2 separate regions of the Homo sapiens genome follow, and region 2 is linked to region 1. A link is a loop called in an ENCODE intact Hi-C map of the cell type or tissue named here. Cell type or tissue: endothelial cell of umbilical vein. All regions are shown on one strand. Each heading gives the region's core, and the rest is flanking DNA. Links, peaks and the distances in the headings are about the cores only.

Region 1 (8,513 bases), core at 202-8,201:
AGGGCAATTCTTCCAAGAATTTAGAAAGACTGAAAGCCTGTCTTTTCTTTATGTTCTTCTCTGTAACATAAACAAAGTCACCAGAACCTATGAATTAGGTGAGGGCCTCAGGGATGTAGAACACAGCTCTGGTCTCCAGGACAGATCCAGAGAAAAAAGGAAAAGAAGCCAAGTAAGACCCATACTTCAGGAATTAACAAAATGAAATTTAAAAAACCAAAGTAACAGCCCAGAAAGCCAGAGACTCAACAGGCAGCTGAACTGTGAGGGGCTGTCTGCAGCGTGTGTGCCTGGGCACAGGCAGCCCCCACGGAATAGACGGGCACTTGCGCTTAGGCACGAACTGCTCAGGCTGGTGGGCCGTCCACCCGACTTCATCACAAATGGGAATTTTTTAAAAGTGATCTGTTTTTAAACTAAAAATGCTAAGTTTCTAATGAATTAAATGCAAAGAACTCTTAAAAACATAGCTATACTGAATGCATTTTTCCCATTTATTTGATCAACTCTTTACTATTCTCTCAAAATACTTAGGTTTTAAAATGAAAAATGAAAAGCAGAAGACAGATTAAAACCAGCAATATAGGATTTTGTTACATTTCAAATGACATTTAGAGCTGAGGAGAAGGACCATCAAAATATTCTTAAGAAATATAGCTTTTAAGGCCAGGTGAGGTGGCTCACGCCTGTAATCCCAGCACTTCAGGAGGTCGAGGCAGGCGGATCATTTGAGGCCAGGAGTTCAAGACCAGACTGGCCAACATGATGAAACCCCATCGCTACTAAAAATACAAAAATTAGCTGGGCATGGTGACATGCACCTGTAATCACAGCTACTCTGAGGCTAAGGCACGAGAATTGCTTGAAACTGGGAGGCGGAGGTTACAGTGAGCTGAGATCATGGCACTGCACTCCAGCCTGGGCGACAGAGCAAACTCTCTCAAAAAAAAAAAATCAAATAGGAAAAGTATGAATTTGAGATATGTAATAATACCAACATGCATGGAAGGATAATTAGTAGCTCTGAAGACTTTTCCTACACCTGTGAGGGAATCTCAATATCTAGGGGGTTTCTCGGGTCATAGATCAACTTTTGTAAACCACTATTTTCTCTCTACCTAACTTAACATCTAAAATGCATGCCAATTCTAGATAATTGGGAAAACTTAACAGAAGGAAAGCAATCATGAGTATCTTATCTAAATATGGATATTATCTATCCAAAAGTAACTGACCTCCCGCTAAGTTCCCAAATGTATATTCAGTATCTCTTTCCCAATAACCCACATAAAAAAGGAAAGGGAGAGGAAAGGATCATTCGGAACACCTGCAAATAAAGAAGCAAGTAATTTCAACCAAAAATACATACGGAGTTCTTATTCCACATCTTGACAATTCGAGAGTCAGCAGACAAAATCAGATCTAATGAATCCTGGAAATGAACGGACTTAATGGGCAGCCCATACTGGTGATCTTTAACTAGCAATGGCTTATCAGATCGAAGGTCATATAATAAAACCTGAAAAAAAATTATTTCTGTTTAAACAAACTAGACATTTTATCTTCAAAGGAAATATTTCTAAGTGAGAATAATGGCAGCCATTTGCTTCATCGCTTTGTTATGAACACAATGAACACCCTTACTCAAGGTGCTGAGATTTGAGATTCTTTCCAGAAAGATCTCTTAAATAATCCTTAGAGTATACATTTTATGAATTCAACCCCAAGATTAATTTGTAAGAGCTACTGAACATACTAAGAAAGAACAAAAAATGAAAGCCCATAAGAATTTAATTTGTTCAACAAATATATACTGAGGGCCTATGTACCAGGCAGTGTCATAGCAACAGATATAAACAAAAATGAAAGACATAATCAGGAACAGTCCTAGTAGATCAAGACAGATGGTGGTGGCAAGGCTATGACTTCTTGGGAGAAGGGAGAATCTCTTCGGACCCGTCACTAGAGGCAAGGAAGCCTGGGAAAGCTCCCCTAGGATTAAGTCCCAGGTGACAGATGCCCTCTAGCCCATGATGACAAAGAAAGTAAATCCTCCAAGGCAGGGTTTCAGACCTCTTGTAGGAGGCAAGTGTACAGGCTCTGCCTTGAAGGAAAGAAAGAAGTACTCCTCAGACTAGCACTGCTAATGCATGTTCTGCTGACCACTCATGGCATGTGCTATAGTTAATGATGCTATATTAAAAAAAAAAAAGTTCCTTGAACACACAAATTTTGGAAATATTTATTAAACATATTTCTTGTCTGCAAGAATTCCTGAGAGCCTTCATTAAAACAGTATTGAAACCCACTGTCAATCTTCAAGAGTAAAAGTCTGGCAGACTCCCAAGACTGTCTGACCACAGAATTCTGTTGCATAGACTCTGAAAAATGCTGTTCCAAACCACTAACAAGAGAATACCTATGGCCAAGCCCGGTGGCTCACGCCTGTAATCCCCACACTTTGTGAGGCCAAGGGTGGGGGGATCGCCTGAGCCCAGGAGTTCAAGACCAGCTTGGGCAACACAGTGAGACCCTGTCTCTACAAAAAGTCAAAAAATTAGCCAGGTGTGGTGGTGCAGGCCTATCCCACTGCAGCTCTAAGTCCACAGCACTGCAGACTGACCAAGGCAAGAGTCAAGATTTCTCAAGGTGTGGAAGAATCCAGCATTCTGGAATACCCTCTGGTCTGGCTAAAATAGTATGATCTCATTTTCTGTTCCTGCAGTGTATTTCTCATGACACATACACACACCACTGAAATACCAACTTACATGTGGTTTCCAAATTAAACATATTTACCTGCCCTGTGGTTGTTCCAACTGCCATGGTCAAGGCACCATTAAATTTCAAAGCAGAGATTGTTGGTAAACTGTTTATCCTGAAAAGCAAAATATTCATGCTTCATGAATATACGGCCAAACCTCCTTCCAAGTAACAAGTTCATTATTAGTCTTCACTTCAAATCTAATGGGGGGGGGGGGGAGGAATCACATTTCTAGGCTTCTGTTTAAAAGGTAACTGCAGCCTGGTAAGATGACTCGCACCTGTAATACCAGCACTTTGGGAGGCTGAGGTGGGAGGATTTCTTGAGGCCAAGAATTCAAGACCAGCTTGGGTAACACAGTGAGACACCATCTCTACAAAAAATTAAAAAAAAAAAAAATAGCCAGTTGTGGTGGCACACACCTGTTGTCCCAGCTACTTGGGTGGCTGAGGCAAGAGACTGCTTGAGCCTGGGAGGTCAAGGCTGCAGTGAGCTGTGATCATTCCACTGCGCTGCAGTGGAGCTCTGCTGGGACAACAGAGCAAGACCCTGTCTCAAAAATAGTAAGTAAATAGTAATTTTATTCAAACTTTCATAATCAAAGTTACACTTTATATACAAAACGTAATCTACTTTCTTCCATTTTAATTAAGCCAGAATAAGGTATTTATAGAAACATCCCCTTTCATACTTAAGAAGACATAGTTTTGTTTGGACATGGGTACACCATTTCCACTTTAAAATTAGCCAAGTTCAGCTAAAATAAAAGACTAATCCTCAAATGGGGACCCTAGAGCCTCTGAAAGTACCAAAGACAGAGTGAATGCTATGGCCACGACTCTAGAATATGCTTCTCACATACCAACCAAGACAATCAGCACCAAAAGCAATGATCTCCAGTGGAAAGAGTGCTAGGCGATGAGTCAGAAGTGGACAATATCACTATCAATCCTATCGTCCACATGCCCTTGGCCCAGGACCTAGAGTCCTGGCTGTTGGCTGTCGGCATCATCAGGTCTCTTCTGCCACCTAGAGCTTGAGCCTGTAACTGCGCTGGGGCACCTGTGGGAACCTCGAAGCCTCATATGCACAGCAACTTTAGTCACTTACTCTTCAAAGTATACTTAATCATTTCTTTCAGTATAGTGATATACTTCTCTACTTATTCCTTTGTCATTTTCTTCACATATTTTTTTTGGAGACAGGGTTTCACTCCCGTCGCCCAGGCTGGAGTGCAGTGGCATGATCTCAGCTCTCTGCAACCTCCACCTTCCGGTTCAAGCAATTCTCCTGCTTCAGCCTCCCGAGTAGCTGGGACTACAGATGTGTGCCACCACTCCCAGCTAATTTTTGTATTTTTTTGTAGAGATGGGTTTTCACCATGTTGCCCAGGCTGGTATTGAACTCCTGATCTCAAGTGATCTGCCTGCCTTGGCCTCCCAAAGTGCTGGGATTACAGGTGTGAGCCACCACACCTGGCCCATATATGTTCTTATCGAGTTTTACAATTTTTGTTGTTATTAGAATGTTTTTCCATTTATAACCTTTTTAACTGGATAGTGCTGACAAGGTCACTGATTTTTGAACATTTTATAACCAATTTATTTAACTGTTATATTAGTTCTTATAGATTTTCAGTTATTCTCCTGAGTTTCTCAGGCACAGAAACTTATGTCATCTGGAAATGACAGCCTGCTTCCCCTATTCAACACTTACACTTATTGCCTTCTCGTATTGGTTCCACTAGAAGTGACAGCTTATAAGGTTTGTAGGGAAAACAAACAAAAAAAAAGCAAAGCATTAAAAAAAAAAAAAGTAAAATTACCTAAAACCAAATCAGAAAAAAAACCCTAGTTTTAACACTCGGGTATACATCCAGTCTTCTTCCTATGACTATGTTTGTGTTCACTGCTTTTCTGATAACGATGTGGTAACACTTTATTTATTTGTTTGTTTGTGATGGAGTTTTGCTCTTGTTGCCCAGGTTGGAGTGCAATGGCATGATCTTGGCTCACTGCAACCTCCGCCTCCTGGGTTCAAGTGATTCTCCTGCCTCAGCCTCCCAAGTACTTGGGATTACAGGCATGCGCCACCACGCCCAGCTAATTTTGTATTTTTAGTAGAGACAGGGTTTCTCTGTGTTGGTCAGGCTGGTCTCAAACTCCCGACCTCAGGTAATCCACCTGCCTCAGCCTCCCAAAGTGCTGGGATTACAGGCATGAGCCACCATGCCCAGCCTATTTATTTATGTTTGAGATGGAGTCTCACTCTGTTACCCAGGCTGGAGTACAGTGGGGTGACCTCGGCTCACTGCAACCTCTGCCTCCCGGGTTCAGGCGATTCTCCTGCCTCAGCCTCCTGGGTACTTGGGATTACAGGCATGCACCACCATGCCCGGCTAATTTTGTATTTTTAGTAGAGACAGGGTTTCACCATGTTGGCCAGGCTGGTCTTGAACTCCTAACCTCAAGTGATCCTCCAGCTTCGGCCTTTCAAAGTGCTGGGATTACAGGTGTGAGCCACCGTGCCTGGTCTATATTAGTTCTTATAGATTTTCAGTTACTCTCCTGAGTTTCTCAGGCAGAGAAACTTACATCATCTGCAAATAATGACAGCCTGCTTCCCCTATCCAACACTTACACTTACTGCTTTCTCATATTGTATGGGCTCCACCTAGAAGTGACAGCTTCTAAGGTTTGTAGGGAAAACAAAAACGAAAAAGCTAAGCATTAAAAAAAAATTAAAAAATAAAATTACCTAAAAGCAAATCGGAAAAAAAAAAACCCTCTAGTTTTTACATTCTGGAATACACCCAGCCTTCTTCCTATGACTATGCTTGTGTTCACTGTTTTTCTGATAACAATGTGGTAACACTCTATAGTCAACAGTATGGCTCGCTTTTCCACTGACAGGCGCATTTGGACCACCTTTCCCTAGTAATAAATATGCTTCTGCAACATAATTCCTAAAGGCTGAGTAACATGTATGCCATTGACGAATATTTTTTTCATCTATAAAATAAATACAATAACAGTGCCTACAGCAAAGGGCTGTCGTATTAAATAAGTTAATATATGTAAAGAACTTAGACCCAGTACCTGGCAAATAGAAAGCACTATCTGTCAGCTACTATTTCTACTAAGCTTTATTTAATCAATATCCTCAGGCTCTTTCTAAGACTTATTATTAGCAGTGCTGTGATGGACGTCCCAGGCTGAGGAGAGTGAGCAATGTATGCTCTGGGCATGCAGGGAGACATTTAACCTGAGGTTATGTTTTCTGTAGGGCAATTTAGCAATGTACCAAAAACCTTCAAAACATGTATGCTATTTAATCCAGAAATTCAGGTTCTAGGTATCATTTCTCAGGAAATAATCATAAAACTGTAAATGGATGTATAATAGTGAAAACTCTTCTGATTGGTTTAAATGTAGAAATTAGGCAAACAGGAACAAGAAAATATTAAAAAAACACTTGCTTCCTTCCACCTTAGAATTCAAAGCACACCTCTGTGGACTTTGTGGTGGACTCCTGGTTCTATCACTAGATTCTACAAAATTGGAATACAAATTCCTGTAGTGTAATTGTTTTAATAAAATCGTACAGCAACTAAAGAAATAAGGCCTTCTGTATAGTATTTTGGAAAGAAATTCTATCTGGCTTACTCACTAGTGAGCTTTTACAGGAGAGGATCTTTATGAAAAACAATCATGGAAAGTACAATTTCAGATATCCTGTAGCAATTTATTTGAATTTAATATAGACACATTACTTAAATTAAAAGTTGATGAACATTTACATTGCAAATTAATTTCTACTTACTCTGAATCTGCTGTGACACTGTTTAAGGCGCAGTCTAACAGGCCAACTCTGTTTCGAGTTCTTGGGTCCCAGCACTCCACTCTACCCTATGCAAATGAAAAACAATTTTAAATAAAAGCTGTAGAAGGCGGGGCATGGTGGCTCATGCCTGTAATCCCAGCACTTTGGGAGGCCGAGGCGGGCTGATCACCTGAAGCCAGGAGTTTGAGACTAGTCTGACTAACATGGCGAAACTCTGTTTCTACTAAAAATACAAAAAATTAGCTGGGTATGTGGTGCACGCCTGTAATCCCAGCTACTTGGGAGGCTAAGGCAGAAGAACTGCTTGAACCCGGGAGGTGGAGGTTGCAGTGAGCCGAGATTATGCCACTGCACACCAGTCTGAGCGACAGAGCAAGACTTCGTCTCAAAAAAAAAAAAAAAGCTGCTAAGAAATCCTTAAAACACATACAAAAATAAACCACATTAACATTGTTTATTTCATAGAAAAAGTCCTTATTTTTAAGAAATCCATTTTAAAGTATTTAGGGAAGAAATATCATAATGCCTGCAACTTATTTTCAAAAGGTTCAAAAAACATTTTTAATACATGTACATTTTTATGGGAAAAGAAAATGCAAAATATATATATCACTAAACTTTTACAAAGATGTGAACTTTTTAAAAATAAAAAGCTGGGGAAAATTTTTTTTAATGAAAAGAAGAATCCCGGCCAGGCGCGGTGGCCACGCCTGTAATCCCAGCACTTTGGGAGGCCAAGATGGGGAGATCACGAGGTCAGGAGATCGAGACCATCCTGGCTAACACAGTGAAACCCAGTCTCTACTAAAAAATACAAAAAATTAGCCGGGCATGGTGGCGGGCGCTTTTAGTCCCAGCTACTTGGGAGGCTGAGGCAGGAGAATGGCATGAACCCGGGAGGCTGGAGCTTGCAGTGAGCCGAGATCGCACCACTGCACTCCAGCCTGGGCGACAGAGCGAGACTCCGTCTCCAAAAAAAAAAAAAATACAAAATTAGCCAGGCATAGTGGCGCATGCCCGTAATCCCACACACTAGGAGGCTGAGGCAGGAGAATTGCTTGAACCCGGGAGGCAGAGGCTACAGCGAGCTGAGCGTGCCACTGCACTCCTGCCTAGGCAACAGAGAGAGACTCCGTCTAAAAAAAAAAAAAACCCAAAAAAACAGAACAGGCCGGGCATGGTGGCTTATGCCTGTAATCCCAGCACTTTTGAAGGCCGAGGTAGGTGGATCACCTGAGGTCAGGAGTTCGAGACCAGCCTGGCCAATGGTGAAACCCCGTCTCTACTAAAAATACAAAATTAGCTGGGCATGGTGGCAGGTGCTTGTAATCCCAGCTATTCGGGAGCCTGAGGCAAGAGAATCGCTTGAACCTGGGAGGCAGACATTGCGGTGAGCCGAGTCCAGCCTGGGAAACAAAGCAAGACTGTCTCAAAAAAAAACAGAATGGAGAAACTGTAGTACGTCCATTTAAACTGAGTATTAGCCATTACAAAGAATGATGTGAATATACATGTACTAGAATTGTGTCCACAAAAAAGCAATTTACTTTTTTAAATGAGGGGTCGTTGTTTGTGTGTTTGAGACAAGGTCTTGTTCAGTCGCCCAGCTGGAGTGCAGGGCACAATCACAGCGTATTGCAGCCTCCACCTTGTAGGCTCAATCCATCCTCTCACCTCAGCTTCCCCAGTAGCTGCATCTATGGTATGCACCACGCCTGTCTAATTTTTGGATTTTTGGTAGAGAAGAGGTGTCGCCATGTTGCCCAGGCTGGTCTCGAACTCCTGGACTCAAGCGTTCCACCCACTCGCACTTCCAAAGAGCTGGGATGACGGACGTGAGCCACCACACCCAGCCAACATTTGTGTTTTTAAAAAAATGCTTGTGCAAACAGAAAAACCTGAGAGG
Region 2 (8,513 bases), core at 236-8,235, 110 kb before region 1:
TGGCTAATTTTCTTCTTTCCTTTCTTTCTTTCTTTCTTTCTTTCTTTCTTTCTTTCTTTCTTTCTTTCTTTCTTTCTTTTTTTTTTTTGTGCGTGTGTGCGTGTGTGTGTTTAGTACAGGCGGGGTTTCACCATGTTGGCTAGGCTGGTCTTGAACTCCTGACCTCAGGTGATCCGCCCGCTTTGGCCTCCCAAAGTGCTGGGATTATAGGTGTGAGCCACCATGCCTGGCCCAGAATTTTTCTTTTTAAAGGTTGAATAGGCCAGGCGTGGTGACTCATGCCTATAATCGCAGCACTTTGGGAGGCCAAGGTGGGTGGATCACTTTATGTCAGGAGTTCGAGACCACCTTGGCCAACATGGTGAAACCCCGTCTCTACTAAAAATACAAAAATTAACCGGGCATGGTGGTGGGAGCCTGTAATCCCAGCTACTTGGGAGGCTAAGGCACAAGAATTGCTTGAACCCGGGAGGCAGAGGTTGCAGTGAGCCGAGATCCTGCCGTTGCACTTCGGTCTGGGCGACAGAGTAAGACTGTCTCTAAATAAATAAATAAATGTTGAATAATTATCTATTGGTATCCTCCAAACTTACTAGACGCCACCACAGCCTTTGCTGTTGCAGCCGGTTTGATCTATTGCCCCCCGAATATGCCTTACACGTACCTATCTCTGGTGCTTCGCTTATTCCATTTTCCCCTTTTGGAATGCTCTTCCTTTGTTCTTGGAACAAAGTTCCAAACAAAGTCCTTGTAACAAATTCCCGAGTTCTTGGCATGAACTCGAGCCCTGTTCATGCCATATTGTGCAGCTCAACCCCAACTTCTTTCAGGAAATATTCTTGAATGATGCCTTTACCCCATACCCCAGGCGCAGGCTTTCTCTCTCCTGGGGCCCGCAGATCTTACCGTCTGCACTGAGCGAAGCCTCCCTGCTACTGCTTCCCAGCCATGCGGCGAGCTCTTTGAAGGAAGCCGTGGCGGTATATTTCTCTTGTACCTCTGCTGAGCTCAGTATCAGAATGTGCACACAGCAGGTCCCTGATAAGTAAGTGCAAAAATGCATGAATAATATAATGTGTCCTAAGTCCCCTCCCTTCCAGTACATTCGATTTAACTCAGTAGACACATCCTGCGCCTGCCAGCTCATTCAGCCGCTCAGGGCTGCATCAGCCTGGAGTAGGCACGACTCAGATTTGAAGACTGATAGTCACGAACTCAAATTCCAGCTGGGCCACTCAGGGGCTGGGAGACCTTGGTCAGCCTTAATCTATTCACTCATGAGGAGGAAGATCCTAGGGGCTTTCTAGGGTTGGATGAGAAGCTGTTAGATCCCAGCAGTAAAGTATCTCATCCAGTATTTAGCACTTCAAGGTATGTAGCACACCTGGGGTTAGCGCGGTGGTGAATTTTATGAGTCATCTTGACTAGGTTAAGGGATGCTCAGATAAGCAGCAAAACATTATTCCTGGGTGTGTCAGTGCGGGGGGCGGGGTGGGGGGCATAGTTTTTGAAAGCGATTGGCATTTCCATCAGGGGACCCAGTAAAGAAGATCCGCTCTCTTCCCTGCGGGTGGGCCTCATCCAACCCATCGAGGAAGGCTTCATAGAACAAAGCGGCAGAGGAAAGGCCCATTGTCTCTCTTTTCTCCTGAGCTGGAACATGCATTTCTCCTGCCCTCCGACGTCAGAGCTCCTGGTTCTAGGGCCTTTGGACTCAGCCTGGGACCTCCATCATCAGCTTTCCTGAATCCCCAGTGCAGTGCAGACAGCAGATCTTAGGACATCGTGGCCTATGTAATCACACGCCAGTCCCTCATAATAAATCTCTTTCTACTGCTCTCTATACATCCTGTTGGTTCTGCTTCTCTGGAGAACCCTAATACAGTCAGGCACCGAGACACTGTCCCACGGCGGAAGGCACGCTTCCCCTACCCACCCTACCCTGGAGTTCTCACCAGGAACTAACCCAAAGCTCTGTGGTCAGTAACCTTTTCATATGGAGCTCAGCACAGCAGCTACAGGAGTAAGCTGCGTGTGGAAAGAAAGAAAGACAATCTCATATATCCTTTCATTATTAGACGGCCCCGTGGCCTTGTCCCTGCCCTATAATTGACCTTCGTGACTACCTGGCTTCACCCCCAACTGCGAAAGCACACCTCCGCCCTGCCACTGCCACCCGGGGCCTTATTTCACAGGAAACAAAACCGAAGGCAGGGTTTGGCTCCTGGTCACGTGACAACAAAGGGCTCGTGCTGGGACCTGGGACCACCTCAGGCTCAGAGGAAAGGCATGTCCCAGACCCGTTCCATTCAAAATCTGCGGCTGCCTGTTTTGATTCTGACATTTCCCCCCAAAGCCAAGTCCTTGGAGCAAGTGGAATTTCCAAGTTTTTTTATTGGTGGCCCCTGGTCTGATGACCCGCTCAGGAATCTATTTAAAATGTTTTTCTTTTAAATGACAGGAGTAGGTAAACAGGCTTTGAAAAAATATAAGCAATACAGATGGGTAGTACCAAGAAAAAATAGTGCCTGCCCCTCCCCGCAGCAATGCCTGGAGAGCAGACCCAGGCTAAGGAGAAGTGGCTGCCACTCGTTGAAAAAGAGCCGTCACTTTTTCACTTCTAGATTCTATCCAAGGAAAGCCCACCTTGTGGCTCCCGAAGCCACTGTTCTATTTCATTCCTATCGCTGTGAACTTCCCTGACGAGGGGTGATTCCTTGCTGCTGTGGCTTTCCTTGCTCCAGGCGCCCTCAGTGCTTGCAGCCTGGCCGCGTGTGCGCCTCTGCTGGGATGACCCGGTCCTGTTGCCCCGGGGCCCCATCGGAAGGCCGGCTTTCCCCACCTTGAGCGGCTCGGCATCTGCCGGCTGACCCCAGCCCTTCCTTCCTGGAAGCCCTTCCTTTCTCGGACTCTGACTTGCCACATGGCTTTGCTCAGATGCTCAGTCGGCGGGCAGCAGATGCCTTAAGCAGCCACTGCCGGGTGGATGTCCCATCTGGAAAGATCAGATCTGAGAGGTGATGTCATCCAGACCCAAGATCAGCAGAAACTGGGGCAAAAGCAAGCTCCGCAGCCTTCCAAAGAGTCCCGTCTGGAACCTAAGAGGGAGTTTGCCGATGAGAAAACAGGGCATGTTGGAGACGGCAGGGAGGCATGGTGTAGATTTTGTCACTCCCTGAGTAACAGAATTTGAAAAGATTGGATCAAATCAGATCAAAATGCTTACTCTGTGCTAGATGACAAAAAGAATACAAATAAATGTAAAATATGGACTCCCCCTCCAAGGAAACATAACAGTCTCCCTTCCCGGACAGTGCTGTGATTTGACTATATCAGGTAGGAGATTTAGCAGAAAAATCCAAAGCCCTGTCCTCTCATGTCACAGAGGTTCCTTGTCACCTCCAGCAGTGGCACCGACATCGTAAGGATCAGGCTCCTCCCGGTTTCAGTGTGTCCTCCCTGGGGTGCAGGACCTGTCCTTGCAGCTGCTGGAACTTGGGTCATTACGTTGAAATTCCAGCCGTGGGGACTGGAAGGGATGCTCCGCCCTTGAGGACATGAACTCCTAGAAGTGGCACACACTGCTTCTGCTCACATCTCCTTGTCCAGCACTGAGTGAGTTCAGGGAGGCGTGAAGGCGGCGCTTTCTCCAGGGGCACGTGCTCACTTTTGGGGTACCAGCTGGAAGAAGGGGAGAAGAGGCACGCAGGCATCACAAGCATTTTCAAGCAGCAAATAGTGCACTGTGGTGGGGGTAAAGGAGACACGGACGTCTGGAGGCAGCTGGCATCTGTGAGACACTGGACCGTGCCCGGGTTCTGAGACGGCACATCTGATGAAGGCCACCCAGCCTGTGTGCCCCACTCACAAAGGCGCTCAGGATCTCAGTGCTGGAGGCCCTCCAGGGCCGTGTGTCCCCGCACCTTTTGATTGAATGCACCCCTCCAGAGGCGCTGTCACCCTCCCGGGCAATTTGGCATTCCTGTAATGTACATGGTTCTTTTTCGGCTTGAACTTCAACCTGCTCGAGACTTCTACCCAGGAATAATTAAATGCAGCAACCCAGCCCTGAACTGAGTGCCTGCTCTGTGCCAGGTGGGGAGAATGTGGGGGTCGGCTGAGAAGGGGATCCCATCCTAGGATCCTAGGACCCTTCTAAATCAAGTCACAGAGCGATGCTGACAAACGGAAAATAAGTAGGTCTTTATAGCCCACAAAGTGTGCAGAGAGTGGTGCTGGGCCTCGAGTGACAGTGTGTACAGTGGTGACGGGCAGGCACCCTGAGAGATGGGGACAGTGAGGCTGCAAGGCAGGACTAGTGGGGCAGCTAAGGGACTGGGGCTTGATCTCCAGGGGCACTGGGCCAGAAACCTGCAGCAACTGAACCCCTTTCCCAGCCCCCAGAGGGCGGCCGGATGGTGGGGCCCCATCCCTGCCTGGCCTCCCCGGGCACCACTGTCCACTGTCTGCTTCCATCCCCAAGGCTCTCTGGGCCCTGGGGCAGACCTTGGAACAGGTTACTGTGGACCATGGGGACCCCCAGCACCCCCTGAAAATGCTGTCTTTTGTTCCATCAGACCCAGTAGCTCTCCAGGCTCTCCTGACCCCAGTGTCCCTGTGGAGAGGAGGCCCCAGGCACTGGGGAGCTGGGGCTTGCATCCAGGCCAGTGGCAGGGGGGCCACGCTCCCAGGGCCCGGCCACACCCCCTGGGCAGGCGGCCTGCCACACGCTGCTGGCTTTTTCCATATTTACTCCTGAACTTTCCTTCAAACAATCAAGAGGATGTACCCTCAGCCCAGCTGCCAGGATACACGTGTCCTCAGCCTTTTCCAGGGAGGGAGCTGCTGCCCTGGGGGTGGGGGGTGGGGGCAGTGCTGGGACGGGAAGGAAACCCAGCCCGCTCCATCCAGGAAGCAATAAGCCGCCATCACTGGTTCCACAGCCGCTTGTTCCTCAGTTCGGGAAAGAGGGACATCCAGCACCAGGTGGCAGCGGGTGCTGGGGGCTGCCCCTGCTCCATCCACCAGCACTCAGGCTCCCCATGTTACAGAAGGTGGCTGGTCAGACATGAGCAGGGCAGGAGAGGCACCCCCACCCCCCCAGGAGTGTCCGCGACCATCAAGGGATGGTCAGGCGGTTGGTGACTGTCTCTCTAAAATAATAATGGGGCCGGGTGTGGTGGCTCATGCCTCTAATCCCAGCACTTTGGGAGGCTGAGGCAGGTGATCACTTGAGGCCAGGAGTTCGAGACCAGCCTGGCCAAAATGGTGAAACCCCATCTCTACCGAAAATACAAAAATTAGCTGGGTGTGGTGGTGCATGCCTGTAATCCCAGCTACTCAGGAGGCTGAGGCAGGAGAATTGCTTCAACCCGGGAGGCACAGGTGGCAGTGAGCTGAAATCGCGCCACTGCACTCCAGCCTGGGCAACAGAGACTCCATTTCAAAAAAATAAAATTAAATTAAAAATAACAATAATAATAATAATTGGTTGCAGCCAGCTCCAGGGAAAGGCAGTCTCCTAATAGAAAACACCTGAAGCTGGCCATCAGCAGCTTCCCCATGAGACCTCAGGAGCTGGGCAGGTGGGCTCACACGTGTGCACCGAGAGGTGAAATGGCGGAGTATAAGCGGTATATGACATTCTAGGGACATTCGACTGGCATGGGAAGAACGCCTCAAGGGAGCATGTGTACAGCTCCAGTGCGCACACTGCGCATGCTCCCCTCCCAAGCGCTGGCCGCCACTGTGCATGCGACAGCCCATCCCGAGGGAGGAATCGGGGAGAATGGATGCAAGCCCCCGGCAGGCCACCATACAAAACCCCAAGTCAAAGGTCAAGCGTCGCACTTGTCTTTCGAGTCGCCTGCTGGGCCCGCGTCCAAGTGTACTTTCCTTTCTTTTCATTCCAGCTCTAAAGCTTTTTAATAAACTTTCACTCCTGCCCTAAAACTTGCCCCAGTCTCTCCTGCCTCATGCCCCTCAAATTCGTTCTTCTGAGGAGGTTGCTGCAGCCCTGTATGGATTCGCCGCTAACATCTTCCGCTGCCGTGTGACTCAGATAACTTCCATCGCTAACGTGGAGAGGTCTGTGCCTAAGCGGGGCCAAGTCTGTGATGGGGGCTTCCCATGGGTGGGCTTCGGGCTCTCTCTCTGTTGCTCTCTCTCTCTCTCTCTCTCTCTCGCCAGGACCTTGTTTTCCAGTCTCAATCAGCCATGCGAGGTGCTCCCTTCCACTACCTCTGAGGACACGCAATTGTTGCCAGAACCTAGAGGGCATCACTGTTGAAACTCCCCTGGGCTCGGGGGCTGTAGGCAGAGCAGAAGCCCCTCCTTTAGGCCCCCAAGCTCCACTTCAACAAACCACGTGGCTGTAACCAGGGCTTCCAGGTATGTGAGTTTGCCAGGGCTGCTGTCACATAGCACCACACACCAGGGGCTTAAACAGCAGGCACATCCTGTCTCACAGTTCTGGAGGCCAGAGACCAAGGTGTGGGCAGGGCTGGTTCCTTCTGAGGCTGTGAGGCCTCTGCCTTGGCCTTCTAGTAACTTGGGCTGAGCAGGGGGACAGAGCCGGCCTTGGCTCTTAAAGCCACAGGGCCCTTAAGGTGCCCCACAGGCTGGGGCAGGCACCACATCCAGTCCTGGAGCTGGGGGCCTTCAAATTCAACTTGCATCTGCCACCAGCATGCAGCTCGTCACCTCCCCTTCCCAGCCAAGCAGTGACAATGAAGGCCAAAATCCCTGGGAGCTGATGCCAGGTGGAAAACGCCCTCTAGATGAGGAATTGGGATGTGTGTACAATTCGAGGAATCTGATGAATAATTTGGGAGTCACTGAAGTGGGTAAGTCCACTGTATCCTTCAGCCGCGTCATGCACTGTGGAAGAACGCCGGGTGGGTTTCTTTCTCCTTTTTGATACCCACACTCACTGCCTCCCTCAATAATAAAACTGCATCCATTACAGGCCGAATTCCTGCTCCTGGAGAAGACGGGCACGGATGGGTGCAAGGGGCATTCAGGAAGGGGCTGACCCAGGGGGGCCGGAGACAGACAGCAGGGGCACTCAAGGCGATGCCGACAGGGTTCCCAGGGGCACTGAGGATGGGAGCCTGGCGGGTGAGCACCCAAGCCCAGCAAGGTCTACCCTTCCTCCCCTGGCCTGGAGGCTGTGGACCACCACCACACAGGCCCATGGGCTCAGGGCTCTCGGGCTTGCAACAGGACATGGAGAAAAGACTGAGAAGCCCAGCCCACAGTGGGGGTTTCTGGAATGTTCCCTTGGGAATGGAAGGAACAGGGACCTCTGCAAAGGCTGATTTGATTTTGTTGCCAAGCCTTTTATATAAGCCTTTCTCAGTCCCCCCACAGCCCCCCTACACTTGAATTTCTGCTTCTGGATATGTGTGCACAGATGGATAAAAATCAAACATAGAATGTGATGTCCCTCTCCAGAACATGTAAAGAACTACAATTCCTCAATGACAGCAACAGGAAAAAGCCCAGGCTGGGTGCCGTGGCTCATGCCTGTAATCCCAGCACTTTGGGAGGCTGAGGTGGGTGGGTCACCTGAGGTCAGGAGTTCGAGACCAGCCTGGCCAACATGGCAAAATACCATCTCTACTAAACATACAAAAAATTAGCCAGGTGTGGCGAATGCCTGTAATCCCAGCTACTCGGGAGGCAGAGGCAGGAGAATTGCTTGAACCCGGGAGGCGGAGGTCGCAGTGAGCCGAGATCACGCCACTGCACTCCAGCTTGGGCAACAAGAGAGAAACTCTGTCTCGAAAGAAAGAAAAAAAGTTAAACACAGAATTACCCTATGACCCAGCAGTTTCACGCCCGGGTATATATCCAAAAGAACTGAAAGCAGAGACTCCAACAGAGAGTGCACACCCATGTTCACAGCAGTGTTATTCACAGTCACCAGAAGGTGGAAGCGACCCACTTGTCCCTCCGCAGAGGGACGCATCAGTGCAGTGAGGCCCAGTCACACAGTAGATGCTAGTCAGCCATGGGCAGGCATGAAACTCGAATACCTGTTACCACACCGGTGAACCTCAAGAACACTACGTTAAGTGAAAAAACCAGACACAAAGGGACAAACTCCTCGAAAACACCACGTTAAGTGAAAAAACCAGACACAAAGGGACAGACTCCTCGACAACACCACGTTAAGTGAAAAAACCAGACACAAAGGGACAAACTCCTCGAAAACACCACGTTAAGTGAAAAAACCAGACACAAAGGGACAGACTCCTCGACAACACCACGTTAAGTGAAAAAACCAGACACAAAGGGACAGACTCCTCGACAACACCACGTTAAGTGAAAAAACCAGACACAAAGGGACAGACTCCTCGACAACACTACGCTAAGTGAAAAAACCAGACACAAAGGGACAGACTCCTCGACAACACTACATTAAGTGAAAAAACCAGACACAAAGGGACATGACTCCTCGACAACACTACGCTAAGTGAAAAAACCAGACACAAAGGGACATGACTCCA

The links. A loop is a pair of places that touch in the nucleus more often than their neighbours do. Peaks named below come from ENCODE experiments on the same cell type or tissue, not always from the same donor. Only the 100,000 strongest peaks of a DNase experiment are listed, where the experiment ranks them.
Region 2: it touches region 1 in a loop (2.9-fold over the local background); 5 of 110 quality-filtered maps call a loop at or near these places.

Annotation. Positions count from the first base shown.
Region 1 is chr2:10,656,373-10,664,885 of GRCh38, forward strand. It overlaps NOL10 (nucleolar protein 10), which reads right to left. Exons shown (of 21, transcript NM_024894.4): 9 at 6,587-6,672; 10 at 2,800-2,878; 11 at 1,370-1,519. Among named protein-coding and RNA genes, the nearest start is that of NOL10, 29 kb to the right of the region's middle. In endothelial cell of umbilical vein, for the core only: a CTCF peak has its summit at 3,823 (motif pointing left); a DNase peak (open chromatin) is centred at 3,749.
Region 2 is chr2:10,545,943-10,554,455 of GRCh38, forward strand. It overlaps LOC105373426 (a long non-coding RNA gene), which reads right to left and starts at 1,023. Exons shown (of 3, transcript XR_001739284.2): 1 at 907-1,023. RefSeq lists enhancers at 269-1,140, 1,230-2,429, 2,011-2,882, 4,625-5,494. In endothelial cell of umbilical vein, for the core only: no CTCF peak of the experiment used is centred there; DNase peaks (open chromatin) are centred at 2,809 and 4,809.